Regions from separate parts of the Homo sapiens genome. Here region 1 is linked to region 2. A link is a loop called in an ENCODE intact Hi-C map of the cell type or tissue named here. Cell type or tissue: PC-9. All regions are shown on one strand. Each heading gives the region's core, and the rest is flanking DNA. Links, peaks and the distances in the headings are about the cores only.

Evidence for each region. A loop is a pair of places that touch in the nucleus more often than their neighbours do. Peaks named below come from ENCODE experiments on the same cell type or tissue, not always from the same donor. Only the 100,000 strongest peaks of a DNase experiment are listed, where the experiment ranks them.
Region 1: it touches region 2 in a loop (4-fold over the local background); 3 of 110 quality-filtered maps call a loop at or near these places.

Annotation. Positions count from the first base shown.
Region 1 is chr3:158,528,517-158,537,400 of GRCh38, reverse strand. RSRC1 (arginine and serine rich coiled-coil 1) reads right to left here. Exons shown (of 10, transcript NM_001271838.2): 8 at 203-309. UC.134 (long non-coding RNA uc.134) reads right to left here. Exons shown (of 1, transcript NR_148407.1): 1 at 8,827-8,884. Among named protein-coding and RNA genes, the nearest start is that of UC.134, 6.3 kb to the right of the region's middle. In PC-9, for the core only: CTCF peaks have their summits at 4,865 and 5,070 (motif pointing right); no DNase peak of the experiment used is centred there.
Region 2 is chr3:159,247,693-159,256,460 of GRCh38, reverse strand. IQCJ-SCHIP1 (IQCJ-SCHIP1 readthrough) reads right to left here. Exons shown (of 10, transcript NM_001414413.1): 3 at 3,654-3,734. IQCJ (IQ motif containing J) reads right to left here. Exons shown (of 4, transcript NM_001042706.3): 3 at 3,654-3,734. Among named protein-coding and RNA genes, the nearest start is that of SCHIP1, 21 kb to the left of the region's middle. In PC-9, for the core only: CTCF peaks have their summits at 3,290 and 3,491 (motif pointing right); no DNase peak of the experiment used is centred there.

The sequences.
Region 1 (8,884 bases), core at 342-8,341, 720 kb after region 2:
TATAGCATTTTTTATACAAATTAAACTTGTATTAAAGTGACTGAGTCTCCCTGATTTGTTTTCTCTCTCTCAGCAACATGGCTGACACTCTCTTGCTTCACTTCATCTATTAGAAGAAACACATTTAAGTAAAATCCATTAATAAAGCATCTCTTCAGGTAGAATCCAAAGGTTTACTCATAATGGGTGGATAAAAACTTACCTTTTTGACTTCTTTACTTGATCTGAATGTCTGCTGAACAAAAGAATCACTTTCAATAGCTTCAATTTCTTTTACTCTTTTTACTTGTTCTACCAGGGTGGCTTGGTCTGAAAAAGAGGGTATAATGTCAGCGTATTTTGGTGTAAGCATGTTAATAACACTACACCTAAGCAATGTTCTTTCTATGAAGAAATTTAATTGGATAAAAAGACATTATAAATTAAGCTATAACAAGAAACTCTTTTGTTCTGAGATCCACAAATATAACATTCCTATGAACTAAGACTTATACTCAAAACCTAAAACACTGCTAAGAAGGCACTGCCTTAATGATCTCAGCTAATCTGGTGGGAGGACTTTTTCTTAAACTTTAGCATTTTATCATGGAAATACATATAAAAGGAATAAGGGCACAGTGAATCCACCTGTACTCAATGCTCAGCTTCTATAACCATTAACTTTCTGTTATTCTTATTTAATCTATCTATCTAAATCCACCTCAATTTTTTTGGGTGGATCTGATATATTTAAAAATAAATCCCAGGCATCACACCATTTTATCCCTAAATATTTTAGTAGGCATCTCCAACAGATAAGAACTTAAATAAGACAAACAGTAACTTGACAATATCATTTTCACAACTAAAAATATTATCAATAATTCCTTAATTTGATTACATATATAAATATTCCATATTTAATTTTCACTAATTGTAAAAAAGTCTTTTTATAGTTGGTTTGAAATAGGAACCAAACAAGGTCCACACATTGCACTGGGTTGGTAAGTACCTTAAGTCTCTTTCTATCACTTACAGTCCACTGCCTTTCCCTTTCATTGCCATTTATTTACTGAAGAATCTGAATCATGTATCTTATAAAGTTTCTAGATTCTGGATCTGGCTGATTTTATTCTAATGATATTCTTTAACATGTTCCTCTATTTCCCATGTTTTGTGTAAACCACTAGTGAAACCTATAGGTTTAATTACATTAAGGTTCAATTTCTTTTGGTGAAGAGTATGTCATAGGTGACGCTGTGTCATTCCTACTACATCATATCAGGATGCACGTTTCCTACTTTTAGTGGTTAAGATTGATCATTGGGGACAAGGTGAGTCAGTCTGACCCCTTAGAAAGTTCTCCATTAATCTCTCACTTAGCAAATTAGCAACATTGTTTGTTGCTTTGAGCCATTATTTCATCAGAGGTTGTAAAATGGTGATACTCTATCATTCTTCCCACATTTATCAGCTGTGATTTTTCTATAATGAACATTTCCTCATTAACTATTCAGTGACTGTGAAATACAGCCTATATAGAAAAGTCCCAATAAATGTTTGATTCTTTCTCTTTATTTATCAATTTTGGTCCAAAGGTGACCAAAGATGATCATTATGAGTTCATGAATATTTGTTTATTTAATGTACTTTAGTCCATGGTAGTCATTTTCTTATTTTGATGCTTCAATTGCTTCATTTTTGGGTAGTAGGATCCTCTTGAAGTTGATTCCTATATCCTTTCAATATAATCCCCAGTAGTTATGGCTTAATAATAGTTGTAGGATCATCTTGAACAGTTTCTGTCCCAGACCTGAAATTAGCCATTTCTCCAAAGAATCCAGGCTCTTTATAATGGAGAATAATATTTATAGACAACAATCTGGGTACTAGGGGTATTGTTACTGAATTGTCAATGCTTCTGAACCTCTTCAGTACGTGAGATATGAAGTACATACTTTTAGAAGGAAACAGTTAATATGAGTTCATGCTGATACTACCAATCAAATTAAAGATTTTAGGATTTTGAAAGTCTTTTATTTTATATTTGTACATCTTTTTTCTTACTCTAAAAATCTTAGGCTCTAATGATATGACCAAGTGTATTTGTTTTTCTTAATATGTATATGTATTACTTTCAAAATAACAGGACAAACATTACTATTAATAACAAGATGTATTAACACAGTTTAAAATTTTGTTATGGTCTTTGACCTTAAGATTTATTCTACTGCTGAAATGCTAAAATACTACGCTCTAAAGTCATGAAATAATTCTCTGCATAATTATGCTATCAATTTGATATACAATTAGGTTTATTTGTTTCAGTTAATTGAAAAAATATTTTAGGTCTTACTTTGTGATTAATATTCATTTTTTAGTTGCAAAAAATATTTACATGATTCTAAGGTCAAAATTTAAAACATCATTCACAAGTCTAGAATGTCCCTAGTTCTTACTCCAATCTAGAGGTAACCATTTTTACTAAGTTTGTGTTTACCCCTCCATTGTTTATTTTTGAGAATATAAGTATATTCTTTTCTTGCTTACATAAAATTAGCATACTACATACTACTATGTATCTTACCTTTTTCACTTAATATTTCTTCACTCTCACTCCATAGCAGCTAAGAGAGTTCTGCATTCTATTTTATAATTGCATAGCATTCTATTTTATAGTTTGATGATAGGTTTTTCCACGAATGGCCTATGGATGGTTAGTTGTTTCTAGTCTTCTGCTTTCACAGTTACAGCTTTAATAAATAGCCACGTGCATGTGTAATTTCGTATTTTTGTATTTTCATATTTTTATATTTCAGTTTTTTCACATGCTAGCTGGGCAGAAAAAATGTAACATAATGACTTACACCCTTGCTGTTTAAATTCATTTTAAGCTGATATGAAGACATAGTTGAATTAGGATTGATTGTATACTCAGCTAAGGCACTTAAAAATTTTGGGATTTAGGGTTCATGGATAATAGTCACATTTACTTAACAATAGTAATAAGTGGTTTGACACGAAGGTGGAGTTTTTTGCAGCAAACTAATTTTTATAGCAGCTTTATCCTTGAAAGGTTTAATGTTGTTACAGAGATAAATATAAAGAGTATTAAAGGAAATTTGGTTTCATACATTCAACAAAAATGTTATCTGAAAAAATCTTTGTCTCAATTTTTGACCAATCACAATTTATAATGATTATAGTCTTGTGCAAGTTCTAGTCTATTTGTGGGAAAGATGGCTCTTATGAAGATGTGTCCCTGACAGCTGAAACCAGTCTTTTCTCTTGTGAGAAATAATCAGATGAGAATGAAATGCTTGCAAGTAGCAGCCACCACAGCCAATACTCCCACCTTTGGAAGAATATATCTTCCCACATAATAAAACCAAGCACTGTCAGAGTGCCATGTAAGAGTAAATAGTCCCACATGCTTTATACAATGAAAGCTCCTCTAGATTTTAATTATGCAATGTACTAATTGAGCATGTGAAATGAGAGAAGATTCTTTGCCCAGCTAATTTATTAATATTAACACATCCCATACAAGTAGATAAATTTTTTATTAATTACATATATAATAATGTTAATATGGCAAAGGAAAGTCATAATGGGTACTAGTCTGTGTAATCCAACTTCAATGTCAATATGAAAACTACATTTGTCTGTATAGGTCTTAGTTAATTTCACTAGAATTATTTCACAGTCACTAATTCCCAACCAAAAGACATTATTTCTGACTTCAGGATGATGTCTCATATGAATGAAATGTTGGACCACTTGAATTTTTTCTCTAAACATATTCTCTATTTGGAGTTGTAAAGGAAATCATTAGTATTAAATGTCAGAGGTGACCTCACAAACAGTACTTGATGTCTAAAGCTTGCAGTGTTTGTAGCTTTAAATTTGGACATACAACCAGCTCCTAATACAAATAAAAGTGTTATCATAGAGGCTTGCCAAAACCAATGCTTAACAAAATAGCATTGGAAAAATTATAAAGGAAAGAAGGAGAAAGATTACAGAAAAACATCATTATCTTTGTGTTTCTTTAAAGATCACTTCAGAACTAACAAAGTGACAGAGCAGATAGGAGAAAGCCAGTTTGCCTTACTCACAATATGAAAATACACCAACATAGCTTTTTTGTTTCAATGTGGGAATCATTTTACTGGTTGTAAACGCATGTTAAATTAAAATTTGAAAGATTCACAGGAGATTTACATTTTCAGCTTTACAGTACCTCAGCTCTATTGTATGAAAATAGACATAAAAATGTTTTAAATTGCTTCTTACTCAAAATTCTCATGTCAGTGACCACAAATGTATGTCTTGAGTATAACCCTGTCACTTTGGGAAGCAGAATAAAACATATCAATAATATATATTACGTTGTTTTAAATTCAGTTTCTTAAGTTTTTCATGTCAATTTGTCATTTAACAATTTTGTGCCAATTTTAAGATTGGGAAAATGTGATTTAAAATGAGTTATGGTTTATATGTGCTGCATAAATGCCCAACACACACAGTATCTTGTATTCATTAGCCATGAAGTAAAATTAAAGACAAGTAACAAAGTTACTGGGAGAATTAATATGGGATGTTTTAAAACATTTACATGGTAAACATGAAGGAAACACACCATTAGTACTTGATGATTTTTTAATAAACATATTATTTGTAAATAAAATGTTTTCTGCTAGATGTTAATGGAAGGGATATATACTTCATAGTAAAATAAAAAATAATAGACTCAGAAAGCCAAGTCATTACAGACCACAATAATCAATACTTAACTCAAAGTATAGAAAATCACTTTCCTTTTGTGATGAAAAATTTTTAAAAAATTGTATTAGTTACTGTTGATGTTTATAGTATAAAAATTAGGCTCTCCTGCTTCTTCAAGTTATATTTGACAATTTCACATTTTATAACACAGAGTTTTCTTTTAAAATACCAAATGTTATACAAATTTTAAAACTAGTAAATAAAGATGACAAGGTCCATATCAATCTTTCATTTGAAAAGAAAATTTTAGTCTTTTCATACTGCATTTGTAGATTACAAACATAAACCAATCTCCTCTAATAACAATGCCAGGCTGAGAACTGAAGATGGCACTATTGCCCCAGATGTGATCATGACAAGTAACAACCAGCAACTTCAACTGACTCCTTTTAAATACTAATATTTTATGAATTTTCCCAAAGATGCATTTTATGTTACAAAAAATTTGGGTCAGTTGGCCCCACAGTTACTGAGTTACTTATGTTACTATTCCAGGAAAAAAATATATACTAATAATATTGCTACAAATACATAAATAATACAAAAGATTATCTTATTTTCATATTAAATTAGCTCAAATTATAGTCAACAATAAAAACATTAAAAAAATTCCTTCTTATGTTACAAGACAGATAATAAAAAACTTTGAAATGTAAAGTATTTTTAAGTGCTTTACAAGAACAACAAAAAAGCAAACAACAATATGTTTGTATGGTAAAGCTGGCTATTCAATAAAATTTGTGGACAAAACATCTCATAAAGCTTAATTGGAATTCTAAAGTTTTAAATTTCTCATGAACACAGGTTTCAAATAAGTGAGCACATCCAATTGTTTTCCCTTTCAAAACAGTACATTTTAAATGTTTCTTTTAAAACACATACAAGGCAAGCATTATAAATCTATCCAACTCCAACATTTTGAGGTTGTTCGAGACCAATATCACCGAGAACAAATTTCCAGAACTGATATACACAAATAATTTAAAAGATGAGAAAACTCCTTAAGTGGAATAGGGCTTTTCTATTAGTCTTCTGGGAAGCTTATGCTACAGGACCATGTTACATATGCGGACGAGGCTCCTGAAGTGTCTGAAAGGAACTCCACTTTGGACGGGATCCAAGACAAACTCACCTTAAACTGCTTACTATATCAGATTAAGTAATAGGAATAATGTTAATGTGACTGTATCAATGAAGAAGAATTTGTTAAATATTTCAATAAGTGAAAGTGAACTGGGCATCAGGCTAAGCTTTATTAAAAACAAAATCCACACTAAATGTCTCATTCAACTCTTCTCACCTGGAATGCTCTCACCTTCTCTTAATCCTCCCTGTCATTTAAGGCCATGCCTGATGTCCACTTTGTGATGATGCCACACCTTGCCACCTGTGAGTAAAAGGGCCTCTTGCATAATTCATTTGGCTTTTAGCATATGCTGCCTTGCAAATCTCTTCTTGAGTGAAAGCTTCTTCTCCCCAGCTAGAGGGGACATACCTCTTTGTGTCACCTCCAGAACTTAGTGGAGTGTGCTTTATTATCTAGTAAGCAGTCAATAAACATTTGTTGAATAACTGAAATTTAAAGGGCAGTAAAGTTACCATTAAAAAATAAAACTTCATGGAAGAAAATGTCAAATTATAAAAAGTTTTTGTAACTTAAAAAATTAAATGTCTTTCAGTGGTGAGTTTTTTTTTTTTTTTTAAGTTTCTTTTTTTTTTTATTTATTATTTTTTTTTTTATTATACTCTAAGTTTTAGGGTACATGTGCACATTGTGCAGGTTAGTTACATATGTATACACGTGCCATGCTGGTGCGCTGCACCCTCAGTGGTGAGTTTTAAGGGCTCTGGGTTTGGGCTATCTGGGTTAAACCCTGTCTCTGCTATGTACCAGCTGTGTGGCTTTGGGCAAGTGGTTCAAGAGTGTTGGTCTCCATTTTCTCATCTATGGCATGGAGATAGTAATAGCCTAAACATCATAGGGTGGTTGAGAGATTTCCCCCCCACATCTTCCCTCCCTCCCTCCATCCCTCTCTTTTCAAATAAGTGAGCACATTCAATGTACCAGGCATTGTTCCACATAGTAGGACTTGGAAATGAATGAGAGTTTCTTCCTTCATGAGCTTATGTTTTAATGAGGGAGACAAATAATAAACAAGTAAATAATATAATATCAAGGAAAATAGAGCAGGCTAGAGGGCTAGAAAGGAGGAAAGGAAACTATTTCAGATGGGGTAACCAGAGAAGAACTCTCTGACATGGTGGTATTTCAGAAGGCAAAAATGATGTGAAAAAGCAAGCCACAAAAATCTGGGAGATGATAACCTGTGCTCCACACAGCGATAGGGAAGCATTAAAAGCACTTAAGAAATGGTAGCAGATACAGGAAGCACAGCATAAACAAAAGTGCTAATTTAGTAACAGTACTAAAGACACGGAAGTTGGCTAAACAATTCTTATATAAATCTGTATATTTCTGACAGTATGGTTTATAATAAGCTGGCAATATTCTTGAGTTCAGGCAAGTAGAAAATGGCTTTAGCTCATACATCTTCTGGTAAACCTGTGGTGTGCCAGGATGTGGAAATGATAGGAGGAGGAGAGAAGGAGTGGAAGCAGTGGAGGACAGGCCTGTGCACATCTATGAGAAGGCACAAAAGGCCCAGCTGAATTTTACCACCCACCAAGGCACTGGAGTCTACCATGATTCACTGAATGCTCTGGGTTGAATAGGAAAGTGGTATTTTGCTGACATATGGTTACCCAGGCTTCAGTGACTAAAGAGATGGGAGATCTTGTCACTTCCTAATGGATGTCTTATAACACAAACTACCCAAAATGACAGTTAGGCGGTAGAAACCATGTTTTAAAGCAAACATATTTTGTTCTGGTGTATATATGTCCACGGAAATTTTTGTTTTCATCATCGATATATGTAATACCTTTCCAGTGGGGAAAGTCATAGAAATGAATTTTTCATTTAAGTCATTGTTTAGAAGGCCAGATGAGCTGTTCTGGTAGCAGAAGTAAGTAATAGTAACAGCAATAGAAATTTAAGGCACTCTGCGCTGAGCACTTCACATGGATTACCTCATTTAAATATCATGACCATGAGGAATAATACTGTTACCCTCATTGTAAAGATGAGAAACTGAGGCTAATAAATAACTTGGTGACAGCCACATGGCTAGTTGGTGGTACAACTGGGATTCAACCCCTGAATTGTGACTAGTCATCTTCCAGTCAAATGAATTCTTTACCCACTCCTGCCAAGCAACAATTTATTTTTTCCCCACTCCATCCATTTATAATAAGTAATAAATATTCTTGATATTGTCCTTATTCTGCATTTTAATGCTTACTCATTCAGTAAAATACAGTGTAGCTTTATTTGTAGGATATATATATATATATATATACACACACACATACATATATACATAAAATATATATATTTTATATAATATCTTACTCTTCTGGCATTATCTTGAACTAGATTACAGATGTGCATTTTCAGAATCTTTCACATTTGAAATTTTTAAAGGGATATATATATATATCACATCTAGAAAACCTTTGTAAATGAATTTAAAAAGTTTCTAAAAACCTAGCATTTTTTTCCCTTAAGCCTGCAAACAACCTAAGTAGGAAATTGTCACTTTAAGCTGCTCTTTATTTACTGTTCAGCAATTGTTACAAAAAACAAGAATGGTTTCCATGAATTTGGTTAAACCAACAACCACTACATAGTCCCAAAATATAGACTACTGCCTTATGCTTATTGCAAATGTAATCAACATTGATAGTCAAATCCACTTTAATAGAGTGGTAAGAATTCATAATCCCAACAAAACTAAAGCTACTGGAAGTTTTCTTATTTTAATAGGGTAGGAAAAAGGAATATAATTTGATGTATACCAGATTAATAGGTCAGAATACAGATTCTGCAGTTGCTGTTTGCTGTCCATTTTAATTCTAGAATCCTTATCGACTCTAATTAAAATTCTGTAGATGGAAGAGTTGTATGTTTCTAAGGAACTTGCAGTGAATGCTGTCTGCCAGCCATCTCTAAACACCCCATAACCACACACAACTCGCCTGTCAGGAGAGCTAATGC
Region 2 (8,768 bases), core at 1-8,000:
TGTATTACTCTCAAATGCAATTTAATAAGGGTTTACTAAACATCTTTAAAGTTCTTTTGGGAATGCTATCTCTCTCTGTCTCTCTGTCTTTCTCTCTCTCTCTCTGCCCCTCTCTCTCCTTTATAGAACCTAAATGTTGTTTCATTACAAAATCAAATATAATAATAAAAATCAGGAGAGGGATTGAGCATATTTATTGAGCTGACTTTCAAAAAAGCAATTTGTATTCAATACATCTCTATGTTGTTCCATCACAAAGTAAATACATTGTTAAAAATGTATGGAAGGGGATTGGGGGATCGCACATAGCTAATGAACAACTTTTACATGAGGGTTTGTATTAGGAAGATCTGTTTTAGATCTTGCTACAACATGAAAAGAGTGAATTACAAGGTGGAGGGCAGCAGCCTGTTGGGGCTGGGGGAGCCCACCTCTGCCTGTGCTGCGAGGCCTTCTCACTAAGCCTGCATTCCTTTGCTGTGCACCTTCATCCCCCAAAGCTTGTTCCAGCCTTAAGGCTCTTAGGAACACATTCATCTTTAGCCTTAGAGTTGCTCAGAGAGCCTTCCTTTTGGTGCTTTCACTATTACTTTTACTTTCACAAATTTTCTGATTTGAGAGGCTTGCCTTTGTTTAATCTTCAGAGAACTTGCCTTTTACCTCCCCCAAATGCCTTTTCATTAATAGCCATACGATCTTGATTGCTTTTGCCCTTTTGATGCACTCTTTTGATCCTCTGGTCTAATACTCAAAATTACCTCTTAACAGTTGCATTCATGAACCAGGTAATGGACCCTTTGTGACACTCCCTTCAACTTTGATACAGGCACCCTCCCCGACACTCACACATTTTTTCACTGAGCCACACTTTCTGACAGGCCTCTGCCTCCTGCCACTGATACTTTGCATTGCCACACGCAGGTTTACACTTTCTTATAAATTCTTTCCTTTTCACGATGTCCTGAGTACGAGGAACCATCTGAGACCCTTTCCTGCTATTCTGACCCCATCCTGGGATTCCCACAGGTAGACAGTGAAGGCAGTCCACACCTGAGAACAGGTCTCATCTTTCCTCTCTTTTACATTCAGAGATTGCCTTGCCACAGCACCTCCATCCCCCTCAGGGCTTGCAGACACTAGACTAGCCAGACACCCTGTATGGGAACTGTTTACTCTTTTCTCATCATGGAGGGGAAAGGAGAGCCTTCAGGAGAGGGGATTTTATGGTGGACTGACCCTCACTTCCCTCCACCCCCAGGAGAAGATAGACTCTCAGTTGGTCCCCACCAAAAGAAGTCAAAAGACCCTAAGAGAAAGCCTGTGATAATACAGGGTGACCGTGGTACCTGGGACAAGGGCACATTTTTTATACCCAATGCTCTTCAGGACTAAAAAAACTTATCTTGGAAAGCAGGAATGAGAATATCCCAAGATTGTCCCTGTTGAAGATGCCACGGTCAGCTGGAGGAAGGCACTGCTTGGTGCATCATGGGGCAAAGCCCCCGCAGAGCAAGGGGCACAAACCCATTGAGGATGTGCAGCCTATACTATTGGGGGGATTACAGGAGACCCAATGGCCCCTTCCCTCAGAGTCCCAAAACATAGGACAGTTGTTAAAGGAAACAACTGCTGAGAGTGAAAGTGTCCGCCATCTATTCATAGGAAACCTGGGGCAGTCTTGGTATTTAGTACATGGGGGTGGGAGAGGTAACACTGATAAAGGAAGGGAGAAGGAGGGAAGGGAGAAGGAAGGAGGAGAGAAGGGGAGATAGAAAGAGGAGAGGGAAAGGAAGGAAGCAGAATACTCAGCTGTAGAAAAGGTCTCATGTATGCAGAGAGGAGATTTTCAACCTGCCATGAGAGTTAAGAATTTAATAACCACATCAGACAAAAGTCACTGAACTAGACTAAACTCTCCAATGGGACTCAAGTTCTATTGTTGGGCAAGATTAAGTTTTCTCTCCTTCCTTTCTCTCCAGTGAGCAGAAATGGGATTCAGAATTATTAGAAGAGATAAAAACCATTCTGTTTGCACCTCATTGAGCTGAGACTCCTCCAACAAATCAACAAATATAAAATCTCAGGCTCTCTGAGCTGGCTGGAATCTGAAGCACAGAGATTTTTTTTCTCTGCCTAGTCCTTCTCCTGGTACCTACCCCACAGCCCCTACATATTGAAGGTGATGGGAACTGAAAAAGACCCAGGAGTTTTTCTAACTTAATTTCAGCATTCACATTAAACACTCTAATTTGTCATACACCAACTTTTCTTTCACCAGCACATTTTCATTTAACAGGACCTTATCTTAATGAGAAAATTCCTAATGATAAAGCAACCTATGTTTGCCAACTAATGTCCTGTGTAGTGAGGCTGACACACTGCTTACACAAAATGATTCGATAGCCTGATTCATTATGTATTTAGTAAGTGTGACACAGAACTTTGTAGCTGGGCACCCCACTGGTTCAGAAGTCTTGTTTGGACTTCATCTTGAGGGGTAGCCTTCTATGCTCATGCAGAGGCAAGCTTTTTACTGGTGACCAAGGTTAACATAGATTTACAGGGGTATGTATTGGTATTTGCTCTTATCCAGCAGGATATTATGTATTTGTGTGATTTCTGTTTTAGTTCCTAAGTCCAGCAACAACTTGGTGTTGTTCAACGTTGTACACACCTCAAGGTGCCCTTCTTTAGGGCGATTTCTTTTCTAAAAGATTCCTCCTTGCACGTTAAAAAACAGATCAGTGATTCTGGCCAAGCTCAGATATGTTAACATTCTCGTTTAAATTCTCATGCTTCTCGGAGTGTTATACTGAGTGTGTGAGTGTGTGTGTGTGTGTGTGTGTGTGTTTGTGAGGGAGAGGGTGGGGAGAGAGATTAAATATACACTCACTGGCATTTCTCATATATGCTTCTGAAGGAAAATCAGAACAGGAAAAGATCTCGGAAAACGGTCATAAATATTTTTGAAATTGCTTCCAAGGTAATTATAACAGGCCCCTTCTCTACTTAAAATGGTTTTAGAAGGTTAATATTTTGTTCTATAATAAAGTCTTTCTCAATTTGGATCTTGTTAGTTTCATTTTGTTAATATTGAGATGTTGTTAGCACTATTTTAAGGTAATAGTCATTTATAATGGGGGAGGAGGCTTACATTTGGGTATCTTAACAGACAATAAGAAGAAAAGGATAAGAAGTGAGAAAAAAAGAAGAGAAGAAACATTTTCCCAAAATAATTGAAAAGAAGCTGAAATAGAAAGAAGAGGATTTTTAAAAGGGTGTGTGTGTGTGTGATACATAGATGGCTTGAGGTGGAAATAACCAAATTGTTCAAAGATAGAATTAACCACCAAGTTACTAAGACGAAAGGCAAAGGAAAATGCTAGTGGAAGTTAAAGGATTGTACTAGACAAGAAATGGAAAAACCAAAAAGTGGTGAAAATAATGGCAAGCAAATAATTCCCTGTACTACCCAGTAGATGGTGCTGTGTACCCAAAGTAGCTGTGTTCCTGCTTAGAAGAGGGAGGAAATAATATGCAGCACATGAATGTAAAATAAAGATGCATAACTGTTGTGCCCGAAAATTCCAGATTTATTCAGGAATTCATAAAACTAGAACTAATTGCTTAATTTATACTTTGAAATAACTTACATTTTCACCTTTGATTCCAAGGGCTGTAGATTGAGGGGATACTTTTCAATATTATTCTCTGCATCCATGGCCAGCTGGTGACTAGAAACAGAAATAATGTCTCAATATCTCCCAATCCAGAAGGTTAACATCTATAGCAATAATACTGCTAATTTATACTTATGTGTAAAATAAGATGTAGATTCAATTTTGTTTATTTTAATTTATTAAAGTTCCTGTTGATGGATGATGGATGAGTAACCATATCATGAAAAAAAAAATGTGGCTTTGACTTTTATTTCTGTTGTCCTTTTGCTGTTCTCAACTAACATTCATAGCTATGGTATGAAAATCATTTCCTTTAAGAGAAAAGAAAAGGAGCATATTGGACAATTTCAGGGGGAGAAAAAACACAAGGATATGGTTATAAATTCCATGATACTGGCCAACTAGTAAGTTGTAGAGAAGACCTTACTCATCCCCAGTAGTACCACTGCCACTGGACCTTTCCTCCTTTCATTTGTAAGCCGTTTCAGGGCTTCCACTGGGAACAAAGCATGGATCTCTGACCTGTAGAAAGGCAGAGGGCTATAGAGAAATGATCACTGCTTTCAGTGAGCTTATAGCACTCTTAGTGCTACAACGATCAAGAAGGGCTTCATGGAGAAGGCAGCTCTTGGGATGAGTTTTGAAGGACGGATAGGAAGTAGGTAAGTTGAGAGTGAAGGGCAACATATGAGGAAGACAATAAAACAAATAGAGGTGAAAACATTCAAAGGATATTTTTAGAAAATAAAGAGAAATTTGGTCGAAGTGGATGAAAAAAATAGGAGAACAAAAGGAAATAGGCTTTGATAAGCAGAAAGCTAATAGTTACTGGTCTCATAATGTGTATAACACACTGTCATAGGCATTTTATGTGCATTATCTTATTTATCACAGTAACTTCCATTAACTAAGTCACTTTCCCCACTGTACAGCTGAAAAATCTGAAGCTTGGAGAGATAATGTTAAATTTACTGTACAGGAGGAACCCCATTAAAACTCACATCTCACTGCTCTCTCCACCAGAAGGCACTGGTTGGAGTATTTTAATATCAGGATTATTAAACTTAATCCCACTGACTGAAGTTTTCATAGGTAATATATTTAACATCCCAATTCAGTACTTGTGCATGTGGTAAGGTAGGGGTGTGTGTGTGTGTGTGCAATAAAAATTTCAAGAAACATTACTCCCCCAACTACATGTGATATACTTTGATTTTTGAATTATATTTGAAACTTTTTTTAAAAGGTCAGTGGTGACCCACCAAATTTATTTAACAAACCATCAATAGATTATGATCTACAGTGTGAAAAGCTTTTCACACTGTAGATCATAATCTATTGCAGCAGGGAGCTCCATGCATTTGGAGCAGGGAAATATGATAAATGGAGGGTTTAAGGATGATTTGTGGTGGGAGTGAGCAAGGAGAGTGACATAAAACTAGTTAGAAAGCTATTCAAATAGTCCAGGTTATGAGGACTAGGAATATGGTGGTAGTAAAGAAAAGGGAAAAAAAGAAAAAAATTGTGCTGGAGAGATCCCTTAGAATCACAAATGTATTTTTTTCTTTTTAGAAAGGAATGTCCTGGCGGTAGGGAAAACATAGGAGAGCACATAAATTCCTACATGACAAGTAGGTGGTGTCAGCACCCCAAGATAGCTTGGGGTTACTCAGCCTGATTGTTGAGGGGCAAGGAAGCACTCTTGTTTACTCTGTGCCATTGGTATTCAGGGTCCATTACTAATTAATTGTTAATCACTCATTCTACACATATATTTAATGTCTCTTGTGTGGCAGGAATGATGCAAAGCATGGAGGATAAAATGGTGAAAACACTAGACATGGTCCCTGTTCCTGTGGTCCCACAATCTAGGAGAACATGAACATTACACAAGTATTTGCAAGTGTGACAGATATTATTAAAGGAGAATCACGGAGGAACCTAATCCTGGGTAGGTGGGCATAGAAAGTGATATGATCTGGCTCTCTCCCCACCCAAATCTCACCTTGGATTGTAATAATCCCCACATGTCAAGGACGAGACCAGGTGGAGATAATCTAATAATTGAATAATGGGGGCAGTTTCCCCCACACTGTTCTCATGATAGTGAGTTCTCACAAGATCTGATGGTTTTATAAGGGGCTTCCCCCAATTGCTGGGCACTCATTCTCTCTCCTGCTGCCCTGTGAAGAGGTGCCTTCTGCCGAGATTGCAAGTTTCCTGAGGCGCCCCCAGCCATGTGGAAATGTGAGTTAATTAAATCTCTTTTCTTTATAAATTGCCCAGTCTCAGGTATTTCTTCATAGCAGTGTGAGAAAGGACTAACACAGAAAGTCTTATTTTTATAATTCTATATATTATATATACAGACTTATGACAAGGATACTTTAAGACTCTTGTTACTTATTAATTACAAATTAAGCAATAAAGTTATATATTGTAGGGCCTGTAGATATGCAACAAAGACAGACCTAATGTTTTCATAAAGAAAATAAAACTTTCATAATATTAACACGTTTGCTAATTTGGGGGTATTATTTATATATCCTCACCAAACTATAAACTACCAATACCTGTTGGTTTAAATCTGATAGCTTTAGTTCATTCCATCAATAATTGTCTGTGGGTAATAAAATGATTACTCCTCAGTACAATGTGTGACTTGCAATCACACATCTCTTACCAGAAACCCAGGCTGATTTAATATTTACAAAAATATGGCAGTCAGCCTAAGGTCTTACTTAAGTTAATAAGTGATTTTCCTAAACAACGGAGTCATAAGTAGCCTTCCAATTAATGGCCTTACCAATTGCTCTTCTCTGTTTATTGGCACATGCCAAGCTTCGCTAAGCTCGTGTGTGTGTGTGTGTGTGTGTGTACACAAATGCACTTGATTGGCTCTGCCAATGGTCTCAGATAGTATGGAGCTGCAGCTTCCCTCCCCTTCACACTAACTGTCTACCACAAAACCCTGTTGAGCATTCAGAATAAATGTAATGTTCCAAGGGGGAATAACCAATCAACTGTTCTGACACCACTATCACTTAACTTATGGTTATTTCAAGTAGCTGAGATGATTTACATCAGCACCTAAGTCAGCTGCAGCTATAACGAAATGCCTAATCTGCTCACTCAAAGTACACCAATTTTTCAATCAAATTTGACAGCATTCAAGGACGTAGTCCTGACCTGAAACAGACCAAAAAAATCTCCAGAATTCCAGGCAAATGGGTATAGTTGTTAGGGCTGGTGGTCACTGCTTGTTTTCTCTCTGTCCTGGACAAGCATGAAAGGAAAGGTTACCCCCATGGGCCCATGTGCTTTGAAGGAAGTATTTAATTCCCATTGCTGGAATTCCTCAATCGGGATTGAAAAAAAATAAGCACACAAAACAAACTGGTCATTTCCAGAAAGTTTTAGCTTTCTCAGTCCTCTGGATAATAAAGCAGAAAGAGTAGGGTGGGGCAGATGGAAACCCACGTATATACCATTAATTTTCAAATATCTTCCTGAGAGAAGACAGTTGAGAAAGATACATGCTGGTGTTAGTGAGAGGTTTAATATAGAATTGTGGTCAGTTAGCAGAACAAAAAAAACTTCATTTCCTACGTTAAGATCAATAATGGGTTGAGCGCAGTGGCTCACGTCTGTAATCCCAGCACTTTGGGAGGCCAAGGCGGGTGGATTACCTGAGGTCAGGAGTTCGAGACCAGCCTGGCTAACACGGTGAAACCCTGTCTCTACTAAAAATACAAAAATTAGCCGGTGTGGTGGCAGGCACCTATAATCCCAGCAACTAAGGAGGCTAAGGCAGGAGAGTTGCTTGAACCCAGGAGGTGGAGGTTGCAGTGAGCCAAGATCACACCACTGCATTCCAGCCTGGGTGACAGAGCAAGACCCCATCTCAAAAAAAAAAAAATCAATAATGAAAAACCAGCATGGCCAGGTTTAATAAATAAATGGGCCAAACATCATACAGAAAGTGTGTCCTTGGAGAATTAAGCTGCATGAGGAGATTATTGAATAAGTGAAATGAGCCTAAAATATATTTTCACTACTGGTTCTCAACCCCAACTCCGTGTTAGAGCTACATGAAGGAAGATGTTAAGAAATACTGATTCCAGGGCCTCATCCCCTGAGAATCTAATTCAATTTTTCTAGAGTGGAGCTTAAGCCAGGGCATTTTTATTAAGCTCCCCAGCTGATTCTAAGTGCAGCCAAGGTGAAAAATAACTGATCTAGACCTAATGTCATTACAACAGTAATCTCTATAAAAGAAAAGTCTTCATTCTACTGTCAGCAAAAAACTCTTTAGTTATTGTTTACATATAGCTATTGACGGTGGTGGTGGAGGGAAATTCTACTATTTTATTCTTATTTATTCATATTAACGAGAGCAGGCATAATAAAAATAAATGAACAGAAACTTCATTTGGTCAAAGGGCTGAAACTTCCTTTCAATCTGATGACATGCCAGATTCTTAGGATCGTGCAGATGGAATGAACCTTTGAGATTGTCTTGCCCAAACCCTTGCCCAGATGGAAAGGAAAGGAGCCAGCATTGAAGGTATCAGGCTATTATGGGCTGTCTCATTTAATGCTCTCAATAAGACTGTCAAGTCAAGACTACTATTCTCATTTTTAAAGATAAGTATAGTGGGGCTCAAGATGGTTAAAAATTTTGTCTGGACTGACAAAGCTAAGAAAGAGTAGAAAGAGGCATCAGACCCAAAGTTTTCAATTTTCCAGGATATTTTTTAACAACATTTCAGATGTATGGTCATTTACACTCTTCTTGGGCACTTCCAGTATCTTATCAGCTACTGGGGCTCAGCACATACTGTAAAGTATGGTGTTTGGCATGCTGAGTTCTTTGAACCGAAGGAGAAAAGGCCTCAGAAGCAAAGTCACTTTCTCTCTGACCTTCTCTTGCCCTTCTGTCCCTGTCCCTCTTTCTTCCATGATGCAAGCCATAAAAACCAGAATTCCTCTTCCACAAGGCAGGTCATAGAAACTAGAACCCTTCTCCCCCAAACAAGCTACAAAAACTAAAAATATTCCTCTAACCTTCCCCTGCTTTTCTGTGTA